2 separate regions of the Homo sapiens genome follow, and region 1 is linked to region 2. A link is a contact called in ENCODE POLR2A ChIA-PET data. All regions are on one chromosome and are shown on one strand. Each heading gives the region's core, a stretch centred on a gene start or an enhancer-like site at or near the end of the contact. The rest is flanking DNA. Distances are from core to core; before and after follow the strand shown. Region 1 holds the start of TMEM179B (transmembrane protein 179B). Region 2 has its middle 62 kb from the start of SCGB1A1.

Region 1 (6,071 bases), core at 367-2,866, 310 kb before region 2:
GAGAGAAGCTGCTGAGTCCTAGATTTCAGGTTAATGTCTCTAGATACAGTCTCTTGGTAGGGTGTTAGTGATAACTTAGGAATGGTCCTGCATTCCAGGAAGTTATTTGTGCACCGTCAATTCCTATTTCTGGGACAGGGATATTGATGGAGAGGGCCTGCTGGGGAATCACACCGGCAGTGGCCAGAAGGATCAGAAAATAGGCAATGAATATAGAATGCAATGAGCTTCAGAGAAGCCTCACAAGTTATGGTCTCTGTGCAGAAACCTTAGAGTAAACCCAGGCCTTGTATATCCTTCAACAAATAACTATCTGTGAGGTGCTTTTTTTTTTTTTTTTTGCTGGAGTGCAGTGGCGCCATCTCGGCTCACTGCACGCTCTGCCTTCTGGGTTCATGCCATTCTCCTGCCTCAGCCTCCTGAGTAGCTGGGACTACAGGCACCCGCCACCATGCCTGGCTAATTGTTTGTATTTTTAGTAGAGACAGGGTTTCACCGTGTTGGCCAGGATGGTCTTGATCTCCTGACCTCGTGATCCGCCTGCCACGGCCTCCCAAAGTGCTGGGATTACAGGCGTGAGCCACCAGGCCCGGCCAGTGTTTTTGTTTTTGTTTTTGCGATGGAGATTCGCTCGTCACCCAGGCTGGAGTGCAATGGCACGATCTCGACTCACTGCAACCTCCGCCTCCCAGGTTCAAGCGATTCTCCTGCCTCAGCCTCCGAAGTAGCTGGGATTACAGGCATGAGCCACCACACCCGGCTAATTTTTGTATTTTTAGTAGAGACAGAGTTTTGCCATGTTGGCCAGGCTGGTCTCGAACTCCTGACCTCAAGTGATCCGCCTGCCTCAGCCTCCCAAAGTGCTGGGATTACAGGCGTGAGTCACCGCGCCCGGCGGATCTCTGAGGTTTTCTCATGGTGTAAAATAGGCACACTAGTGCCTACTTTATAGGCATTAAATGAACCCATGTTTATTAACCAGATTACCTGGCTGGGGTAAACGATGTAAATTATTGGCTTCTACCTTTACGTCAGCGTTTTCTCCATCTCTCATTTTGTCATTTAACACACTGTGCTACAATCATGTGGCAGCTTGATCATCTCCACTACACTATGCTTTATTTCTCGACAAAGCTCAGCACAAATGGCTTCTGATTTAACGGATGGACGCAGGTTCTGCACTGACTTCTGTTTCGGAACCACAGTAAGGCTGTGCAGCAGGAGCCACGAAACCCGACTCCACCTAGTGCTTTAAGACGCTACTGACCCGTCCCTTTGGCGAGGGGACAACTTCGAAGTATGACCTGGCCAGGAGGAGCCACAAAGCGCGATTAGCCTCGCTGCATTTCAGGTACAGGCCGGCGCCAGCCGTGCCTCACCAGGTCCACCGGCTCCGAGCAGCAGCAAGCCCGGTCGGAAAGCGAAAGTGGCCTCGCCATGTCCAGACCGGCCAGCTCCCCCGCCTACCTGACCCCGCCCCGCAGCCGCACCTGGGTCCGAGTCATCGCCGCGGCCGCCACGGCCCCGCACAGGAAGGCGGCAGCAAAGAGCGCAAGCTCGACGCGCTGCAGCCAGGACAGCGCCATGGCGCCCTGACCACCAGGAAGCGCCGCTGCAGCAGCACCCCGCCCAAAGCCCACCTTATCCGGCGCGACCCACGAAGGTGGAGACGTCATTTCCGGGGGCGGGATTTATTTACAAGGAACGAAGGGGCCACTGACTCAGAGCGGCAAGTACAGCGAGTAGTCCGAGAGCGCCCACCGGCGGGCGGGGCGGCTGGTACGGCCGATCATGGGCAGTTTCTGCACGTAGCGCGAGGCCGGGCTAGGCCCGTACGGCGCGGGGAAGGCAGTCTGGAAAAGGCGCCCGCGGCAGCGCCTCCCAGCCTGCCGCCCGGCTATGATGAAACGAAAGTGCGGGGCGCCGCGCGGGGCGAAACGGCTCTTCTGGAAAACGTCGCGGGTGCCGGTCCCGGGGCCCTGCTGCCGGGGTGCCCCGCGCGCCCGATGCACGCGCGGCAAGGGCCTGCTCTCAGAGGCGGCGGGCCCAGAGGCCGACGCGGGGCCGCCTCCGCCGCTGCCCCGGGGGCTCTCGTCGCCGTGCGGGCTGACTATGGCGCTTGCCGTCAGCTGCGGCATCTTCCGCACCGAGTCCGGGGCTGCCGCCGGCTCCTTCTTGTCCCCGGGCGGCCGCGGAGCCGTGGGTGCAGGCTGGCCGGTGCCAAAGCGTGTGGCCAAGCTGTCACCGAAGAAGGCGTAGAGCTCCCGGTAGATGTCGGCCAGGGTCACCGAAAGAGAAGGGTCCTCCGGCCCCGCGCCCCCTGGCGGCAGCGGGAGGCCGGACCCAAAGCTGGGTTCTGCACCGCCCCCGGAGGACGACTCTTGAAAGAGAAGGCTGTCCCATGGCAGGTCGTCCAGGCGCCGGCACCCCCTGCCACCTGGGCCACCCCTGTTGGGCTCTGCTGCCTGGGCCTTCATCTTCAGCAGTCGCTCTACCGCCACCTGTAAGAGCCAAGGACTAAGATAGGCAAAAAATTCGAGGAACCTGGGCCCATCAAATATTCCAAAGTAAGCCTGCTTGGCTGCTAAGCTCATGCAGGGAAGGGAGGCTGGAAGGGGACGGTACTCACCAGAATGGCTCCATAGACTTTGTGTCCATCTGCTTTGACCTGGGCATTAGATACTGAATAATCATCCAGCACAGCCTGCAAGTTTGTCCAGTAGGTGGACAGGTGTGGGTACAGGACTCGTTCTACTGCCTGGAAGGAAGAGAAGGAATACAGTTAGCATGTCTTTGATACTTATTCCCTCTCAAGGACCCTTTCCCATGAAAGACCTACCTTTATCTCTGATCCTAGACAGGGCTCAATCCTCCTAAATTCCCTGATTGGCATATTCAACCATATATTTATTTGGAACCTACTGTATACCTAAGCTAGGCATTGGGAATAAAGATAAGGTACAAAGGGAGACAATAAAAAATATACCCAATATCACTGCCCTGTGTGCTAAATAATGCTCATTACTGACAACTCCAAAATTTAGTTTGCATACTGCTACCCTATACAATCAGGCAAGTACTGGCTTCACTTAGATGTAAACTGAGACTCAGTTCAAACAATCTGCATAAAAACAACCAACCAGAGACTTGGACTCTGATTATACAATTTAAAATCCTGTGATTGGACAGGCGCTGTGGCTCACGCCTGTAATCCCAGCACTTTGGGAGGCCGAGGCCAGTGGATCACCTGAGGTCAGGAGTTCAAGACCAGCTTGGCCAAGATGGTGAAACCCCATCTCTACTAAAAATACAAAAATTAGCTGGGCGCAGTAGCAGTTGCCTGTAATCTCAACTACTTGGGAGGCTGAGGCAGGAGAATCACTTGAACTCGGGGGGCAGAGGTTGCAGTGAGCCGAGATCACACCACCGCACTCCACCCTGGGAAGCAAAGTGAGACTCCGTCTCAAAAAAAAAAAAAAGAATTAACTATAAGGAAAATACCAGCTGGGCCTATAAGGAAAATACCAGCCGGGCGCTGTGGCTCACGCCTGTAATCCCAGCACTTTGGGAGGCCAAGGCAGGCGGATCAGGAGGTCAGGAGTTCGAGACGAGCCCTGGCCAGCACAGTGAAACCCCGTCTCTACTAAAAATACAAAAAATTAGCCAGGTATGGTGGTGAGCGCCTGTAATCCCAGCTACTCGGGAGGCTGAAGCAGGAGAATCGCTTGAACCCAGGAGGCAGAGGTTGCAGTGAGCCGAGGTCGCGCCATTGCACTCCAGCCTGGGTGACAGTGTGAGACTCTGTCTCGAAAAAAAAAAAAAGGAAAGAAAATACCATGCCAGAATTTACAAAAGTCTACAGACACTCAAGAAAAAGATAGGCGAGGTGCAGTGCCTCACGCTTGTAATCCCAGCACTTTGGGAAGGCCAAAGGATCACTTAAACCAAGGAGTTTGAGACCAGCCTGGGCAATGTAGGAAGACCTCATCTCTATTAAATAAAAAAAGAAAAGAAAAAGATGATCTAAATCTTATTAAAGTAAATATAAAAAAGAAATACTCCCCACATCATTCTGTAAGGCCAGTATAACCCTGATTCTAAAACCAGACAAGGACAGTACATGAGAGGAAACATGTTTAATTTCACTCCTGAATATAAACCCTTTTAAAATTTAGCAGACCCACAAGTAAATTAAAATGCATTACAGTCCAATAAAAGCTTTGGGTTTTTTCTTTACGACTATCCCATGACATAGTTTAGTGTATCATGGAACTATAAAGATTGTTTACTATCAGGAAATCTGTAATAACATTGGAAAACAAAAGCTGAAAAGCCTTCGGATCATTTCAAAAGATGCAGAAAAACCATCTGATAAAAATCCAATATAAATTGATGATAAAATTAAGAATATAGGCCAGGCACGGTGGCTCACACCTGTAATCCCAACACTTTGGGAGGCCAAGGCGGGCGGATCATGAGGCCAGGAGATCGAGACCATCCTGGCTAACACGGTGAAACGCTGTCTCTACTAAAAATACAAAAAATTAGCCGGGCATGGTGGCGGGCGCCTGTAGTCCCAGCTACTCTCGGGAGGCTGAGGCAGGAGAATGGCGTGAACCCGGGAGGCGGAGGTTGCAGTTAGCCAAGATGGCGCCACTGGACTCCAGCCTGGGTGTCAGAGCGAGACTCCGTCTCAAAAAAAAAAAAAAAATTAAGAATATATATATATGGCCAGGCACCGGTGGCTCACGCCTGTAATCCCAGCACTTTGGGAAGCCGAGGCGGGCGGAACACGAGGTCCAGAGATTGAGACCATCCTGGCCAACATTGTGAAACCCCGTCTCTACTAAAAATACAAAAATTAACTGGCCCTGGTGGTGCGTGCCTGTAAGTCCCAGCTACTCAGGAGGCTGAGGCAGGAGAATCACTTGAACCCGGGAGGTGGAGGTTGCAGTGAGCCGAGATCACGCCACTGCACTCCAGCCCGGGCGACAGTGTGAGACTCTGTCGCCCGGGCTGGAGTGTAGTGGCGCCATCTTGGCAAGATTCCATCTCAAAAAAACAAAAATCTCAAAAGCAACAAATAGAACTTATTCCAGGTATACAAAAGTGGTTCAGAAGAAGAATCCATTAATACACCTAGCATATCAACAGAATAGAACTTGTCATATTAAACCACATAATCGGCTGGGCGTGGTGGCTCATGCCTATAATCCCAGCACTATGGGAAGCCGAGGCAGGCAGACCACTTGAGGCTAGGAGTTTGAGACCAGCCTGGCTAACATGATGAAACTGCCTCTCTACTAAAAATACAAGTTAGGTGGGCATGGTGGCACGTGCCTGTAATCCCAGCTACTCGGGAGGGTGAGGTGGAAGAATTGCTTAAATCCAAGAGGGAGAGGTTGCAGTGAGCTGAGATCATGCCACTGTACTCTAGCCTGGGCGACAAGAGCAAAACTCCGTCTCAAAAAAAAAAAAAAAAGATCCTCCCTCTTAATATTATCACAGTGGCAACACCTAACTTTTTTTTTTTTTTGAGACAGAGTCTCGCTCTGTCGCCCAGGCTGCAGTGTAGTGGCGCAATCTCGGCTCACTGCAAGCTCCGCCTCCCGGGTTCACGCCATTCTCCTGCCTCAGCCTCCCGAGTAGCTGGGACTACAGGCGCCCGCCACCACACCAGGCTAATTGTTTGTATTTTTAGTAGAGATGGGGTTTCACCGTGTTAGCCAGGATGGTTTCGATCTCCTGACCTTGTGATCCGCCCACCTCAGCCTCCCAAAGTGCTGGGATTACAGGCGTGAGCCACTGCGCCCGGCGCCAACACCTAATTTTTAAAGCGTATAATCATTTGATAATTTCTACAGATGCTAAAAAGGTATGACAAAATTCAGTATCTATTCATGTGTAAAATGCTCAATACAACAGGAATTGAAGGTATTTCTTAATGTGATAATATAGAACGGGCAGGAATTTATAAAATGTGGGGACATCAGTATCTGCCATATAGGACTTTCGAAAGGATAAGACATTTACATTCAGAAAGTCAAGTATCACTGAGCCTGGCCTAAGGC
Region 2 (5,845 bases), core at 2,344-4,843:
CATTGCACCCAGCCATCCCTTCTTTTGAACACTGCTCTATGCATGCCCTTTCTTTTTTTTTTTTTTTTTTTTGAGATGGAGTCTCGCTCTGTTGCCCAGGCTGGAGTGCAGTGGTGCGATCTCGGCTCACTGCAAGCTCCACCTCCTGGGTTCACACCATTCTCCTGCCTCAGCCTCCGGAGTAGCTGGGACTACAGGCGCCCGCCACCGCGCCTGGCTAATTTTTTGTAGTTTGTTTTTTTTTTTTTTTGAGATGGAGTCTTGCTCTGTCGCCCAGGCTGGAGTGCAGTGGCACAATCTTGGCTCACTGCAAGCTCTGCCTCCCAGGTTCACGCCATTCTCCTGCCTCAGCCTCTGGAGTAGCTGGGACTACAGGTGCCAGCCACCACGCCTGGCTATTTTTTTTGTATTTTTAGTAGAGACAGGGTTTCACCGTGTTAGCCAGGATGGTCTCGATCTCCTGACCTCATGATCCGCCTGCCTCGGCCTCCCAAAGCGCTGGGATTACAGGCGTGAGCCACCGCGCCTGGCTGTAGTTTTTTTTTTAGTAGAGACGGGGTTTCACCGTGTTAGCCAGGATGGTCTCGATCTCCTGACCTCGTGATCCGCCCGCCTCGGCCTCCCAGAGTGCTGGGATTACAGGCGCGAGCCACCGCGCCCGGCCCGCCCTTTCTTGATCTATGTAGAGAGTGTTGTGTAGATCATTTTGGCACAGGACAGAATTTCAGAACTGGATGATTTGTTAGTGATCCTCTGTTTCCACCAGTTCTCTTCAAATTAAAGCTGAAGGAATGGAGGCCAGAAAAGGCTGAGTGGCCCCCGACTCCCGTATCATCCTGAGCTCTGAACTGATTGATTCATGAGCCTGCAGCATTCTTCTGGTAAAGCAGAAGGCCTGCAGCCCACCCTACCCCGATGCTGTTGCCACGTAGCGTCCCTTGGGCCCTGGGCCTTCGGGGTCTTCTGTCACTCGGCTGCTGTTCACTTTCAGGAGGAACAGATGCTGGTGGAGTTTCCCACCTCTGACCAGGTCACTCTCCAGGCAGTGCTTCTTGGTGTGAAACCATGTCGTTCAAATGATTGTCCTTTTGGTGTTCAAATGACCATCCTGTGGACGTTTTTGTGTGTCTTTGTGTTCCTGATAGTTTGCCCTGTCTTTTTCCTCCTAGGCCTCTTAAGGGTTAAATTATACCAGGAGGAAGCAGGGCCAGTTCTCCTGCTTATTCTGCACATTACGAATGAGGAATATTTTACATTCATGAATAAGCTATTGCTTATCGATGCTACGATTACAGATAAAATGTTCCTGTTCCTCTTTGCTACACATGAAATTGCAGTGAGCAGTACAAGATGAATTTGACAGGTGTGGTCTCTACCATGCTAGATGGAGACATTCTGGGGAAAAGAGTATGAGGGAGGGATGGCATGCTCAGGTAACAGTAAGCACTCACCCTCTGAGGTGCTTTCTATGTGTCGGGCATGGCGTAAATGCTTTATGTGATGTCATTTATTTCATCCTCACGGTAGCTCTCGTGAGTAGGTGCAATTATATCCCGATTTGGCAGTGGAGGAATCTGAGGCACAGAAGGATTAGGTAATTTGCCCAAAGTCATTGAGAGAACGGAAGGGCAAAGCCAGTATTTGAACCCAGGGGGGCTCCAGAGTCCTTTCTGTTAAATACTACATTTTTTTTTTTGAGACAGTCTCGCTCTGTCACTTAGGCTGGAGTGCAGTGGCGCGATCTCAGCTCACTGCAACCTTTGCCTCCTGGGCTCAAATGATTCTCCTGCCTCAGCTTCCTGAGTAGCTGGAACTACAGGCACGCACCACCACGCCCGGATAAATTTTGTATTTTTAGTAGAGATGGGGTTTCCCCATGTTGGCCAGGATGGTCTCGAACTCCGGGCCTCAAGTGAGCAGTCCGCCTTGGGCTCCCAAAGTGCTGGGATTACAGATGTGAGCCACTGCACCCGGCCTAAATACATCTTGATGAAGGTTTCATGGAGGAAGAGAGATATGAGCTGGGCCTTGAAGGAGAGCTCCACATGTAGACAACATGAGTGACGGGCCAGGGATGGAGTGAGCATGGCTGACCCAGCAGGGAAGAGAGACTGACCTCACCCGACACAGGGCATGCATTGGGGAATGGTGGGGGAGATGGGGCAAGAGGGCGGAGATGGATCGTAAAAGGTCTTAACATCAAGGCAGAGGGTTGAAGAACTCAGACTTTAAAGAGTATTGAAGGGCCAGGCGCGGTGGTTCACGCCTGTAATCCCAGCACTTTGGGAGGCCGAGGTGGGTCGATCACGAGGTCAGGAGATCGAGACCACGGTGAAACCCCGTCTCTACTAAAAATACAAAAAATTAGCCAGGCATGGTGGTGGGCACTTGTAGTCCCAGCTACTCAAGAGGCTGAGGCAGGAGAATGGCATAAACCCGGGAGGCGGAGCTTGCAGTGAGCCAAGATCGTGTCACTGCACTCCAGCCTAGGAGAAAGAGCGAGACTCAGTCTCTAAATAAATAAATAAATAAATAAATAAAAAATAAAGAGTATTGAAGGGTGACTTGCTAGAAGCTGAGGTCTAGGGAGGTTTTTGGGTAGCAATGGTAGGTTTGAGGGTGGGAGGTGTGGAGGCAGGGACGAGACCCTGAGGGTCCAGACAAAGATGGTGCAAGGGAAATGGAAGAAAGGGGAAGCCCAAGGCCAGGTACAGTGGCTCACTCCTGTAGTCCCAGCACTCTGGGAGGCCGAGGTGGGTGGATTACCTGAGATCAGGAGTTCAGGACCAGCCTGGCCAAAATGGTGAAACTCTGTCTCTACTAAAAAATACAAAAATTAGCTGGGTGCAGTGGTGGGCACCTGTAATCCCAGCTACTCGGGAGGTTGAGACAGGAGAACTGCTTGAACTCGGGAGGCAGAGGTTGCAGTGAGCCGTGACTGCGCCACTGCACTCCAGTCTGGGCAACAAGTGCGAAACTCTGTCTCAAAAAAACAAAAAAAAAACCAAAAAAAAAAAAACCAAAAAAAGAAAAGAGAAGCCCATAGCACCTTCCTTCTCATCCAAGTCATCTCCTGGAGAGGGATCAGCCCAGGAGCTACAGGAGCGCCTCGGGTTTCATCGGTTACTCACAGGAGGCAGCCTCTGGGCTTTTGGGGGAAGGTCGAGGACATTATTTACTGAGGTCTGTTTTCCTGTGGATGGCTGTTCCTGCCTAGGCAACGAGCATTTCTTCACGCTGCGCATTCCAACTTGGTCAGACCAGAAGGCAGCAAATCCAGGTTTTTTTTTTTTTTTTTTTTTTTTAACTGCACGCAGAATTCCTTGCATAGCAGAGAGCTCAGGAAGGAAGGCCCTGTTTGGGGACAGAGGTCAGGGTTTCAGAGTCCAGGACCACTGAGAAAGAGTCAGGCCTTTCTTTTTTTTCTTTTCTTTTCTTTTCTTTTTTTGAGATAGAGTCTTGCTCTGTCACCCAGGCTGGAGTGCAATGGCGCAATCTCGGCTCACTGCAACCTCCACCTCCCGGGTTCAAGCGATTCTCCTGCTTCAACCTCCCACGTAGCTGGGATTACAGGCACCCGCCACCGTGCCCGGCTAATTTTTGTATTTTTTAGTAGAGACGGGGTTTCACCATCTTGGCCAGGCGGATCTTGAACTCCCGACCTTGTGATCCACCCACCTCGGCCTCCCAAAGTGCTGGGATTACAGGCGTGAGTCACTGTGCCTGGCAAAGTCAGGCCTTTCTCTGTTAATCTCAGGTTTGCCTGATTAGCCTCTGAATGGATGTACCTGGAGTGAACTCTGTCACAAGCAGAAATTTAATTTAACCCTTGAGATTTATTTCCTCCCACCCCTAAAGTATCAACTGCTAAAGGGATTTAGAAAGGATCCGAGGCAAGATTGGCAGGGCTGAGGGTTCTGTGGCTGTCACTGTCCAGGACAGCTGGCCACTGGGTCCAGCCTGCTCCCAGCAGTGGGCACAGGCAGGGGAGCAGGGCCCTGACCTTCCTGGCAGGTGGCAGGGTCCGGGTGAGGCTTCCCAAGCTCTGCCTGCTACCCTCCTGCTTGAAATCAGGGGTGAGGGGTGTGAGGCCCTCCTATAAATCCGGCAGAACCCAGCCAGAAGGAGCACTGGGACCTCATCTCCCTCCCCTCTGGATTCCAGCTCCCCGGAATGGGCCAAGTTTGCCTTAACTTTTTATTGAAGTGAAAAACAGTCAAGATATGAATATTCCCTAAAGCCACTTTGGAATACTTTCAAGAATAGTTTCACAGTTAAACAGGCAAAAGGACAAGATTGCATGCAGGAATGGATCACCCACTTGGAGAGCCGGTTCTGGAAAGAGAGCTTTGATTTCATGCCTTATCTGTTTCGTGCGTCGTGGAAGAAGGGAATGGAAGGCATTTGGTTGGGGAGATGGAGACCTGCTGCTTGTATGGGGTATTCCCCTCTGCATGGTGACAGGTTCTTAGGGAAACATCTTAATAGAAGGCTTATGAGCAGTCTGGCAAACTTCCCACCCTCCTTGTACCCAAGACAAAAATGTTGGCCTGACAAAAATATTCAGGTAATTTTCTAGTATTTTTAGCACTTCGCAGACCCCAAACTACCCAAGTAATGGCTCTCTTAAAAAAAAAAAAGGGGCTGGGCAGGGTAGCTCACGCCCGTAATCCCAGTACTTTGGGAGGCTGAGGTAGACGGATCACCTGAGGTCAGGAGTTCGAGATCAGCCTGACCAACGTGGAGAAACCCTGTCTCCATTAAAAATACAAAATTAGCCAGACGTGGTGGTGCATGCCTGTAATCCCAGCTACTCGGGAGGCCGAGGCAGGAAAATCACTTGAACCTGGGAGGCAGAGGTTGCAGTGAGCCGAGATCGTGCCATTGTACCCCAACCTGGGTAACAAGAGGGAAACTCCGTATCAAAAAAAAAAAAAAAAAGAAAAAAGAAAAAAAAAGAAAAGAAAGCAAAGCTCTTAGAAAAGTTGTCCTACTATCTTATTACAATAAGTGCTGAAGTAGACAGACTCTGTCATCTTAACTGTGTCAACATTAATGAAAAGAAATTAGCCGAGCGCAGTGGCATGTGTCTGTAGTTCCAGCTACTCAGGAGGCTGAGGCAGGAGAATCACTTGAATCCAGGAGGCGGAGGTTGTAGTGAGCTGAGATTGCGCCACTGTACTCCAGCCTGGGAGACAGAGCAAGACTCTGTTTTAGAAACAAACAAACAAACAAAAAAAATTAGTGAAACAGTGTCATCAAAGGCCTAGGAGGGATTTTTTTAATGGTGTATTAATGGTGTACATTTTCCTCTTTTGCTCTTTTCTTTTCTCTCTCTTTTTTTTTTTTTTTTTTTTTGAGGCAGGGTCTCATTCTGTCACCCAGGCTGGAGTGCAGTGGTATGATCACGGCTCACTGCAGGAGGATCGATCTCCTGGGTTCAAGCGATCCTCGCACCTCAGTCTCCTGAGTAGCTAGGACCACAGGCGTGTGCCACCATGCCCAGCTAATTTTTGTCGTTGTTGTTGTAGAGATGAGGTCTTGCCGTGTTGCCTAGGTTGGTCAGGAACTCCTGGGCTCAAGCAATCTCCATCTCCAAGCCCCAACCTTGGCCTCCCAAACTGCTGGGATTGCAGGAGTGAGCCACCGGCACCCGGCACCCTGTCCTGTTTTCTAGGCATTGCTAGGGGCAATAATTTGGGAGAAGTAAAGGACAAGAACAAAATCAAAGAAGAGGCATTCTTGTATCATTGCTCTCCTGAATTTGTTGGGGAGCCCTGGGGTGAGCCCTGTCAGGGGCTGGAGGGTCCAGTCTTAGTGTGAAAAGACCTCAGGGGCTCAGCCC

The links. ChIA-PET counts read pairs that join two places held with the same protein, here RNA polymerase II (POLR2A).
Region 1: POLR2A ChIA-PET joins it to region 2 with 23 read pairs in PC-9. The contact joins the promoter of TMEM179B here to the enhancer-like site in region 2. POLR2A ChIA-PET finds 5 or more read pairs at or near these places in 5 of 52 experiments (B cell, BJ, PC-3 and 2 more).

Annotation. Positions count from the first base shown.
Region 1 is chr11:62,782,947-62,789,017 of GRCh38, reverse strand. TMEM179B (transmembrane protein 179B) reads right to left here and starts at 1,616. Exons shown (of 5, transcript NM_199337.3): 1 at 1,491-1,616. The coding sequence starts at 1,586. TAF6L (TATA-box binding protein associated factor 6 like) reads right to left here. Exons shown (of 11, transcript NM_006473.4): 10 at 2,630-2,758; 11 at 1,676-2,501. The coding sequence ends at 1,722. It also overlaps a transcript of TMEM223 not described here. RefSeq lists a silencer at 1,986-2,095 and an enhancer at 2,346-2,545.
Region 2 is chr11:62,478,264-62,484,108 of GRCh38, reverse strand. It overlaps a transcript of AHNAK not described here. Among named protein-coding and RNA genes, the nearest start is that of SCGB1A1, 62 kb to the right of the region's middle. Within about 2 kb of position 3,593, at least 6 of the 41 ENCODE cell types and tissues checked have a DNase peak (open chromatin) inside an H3K27ac peak, as active enhancers do; they include PC-9, where a contact is called at or near this core.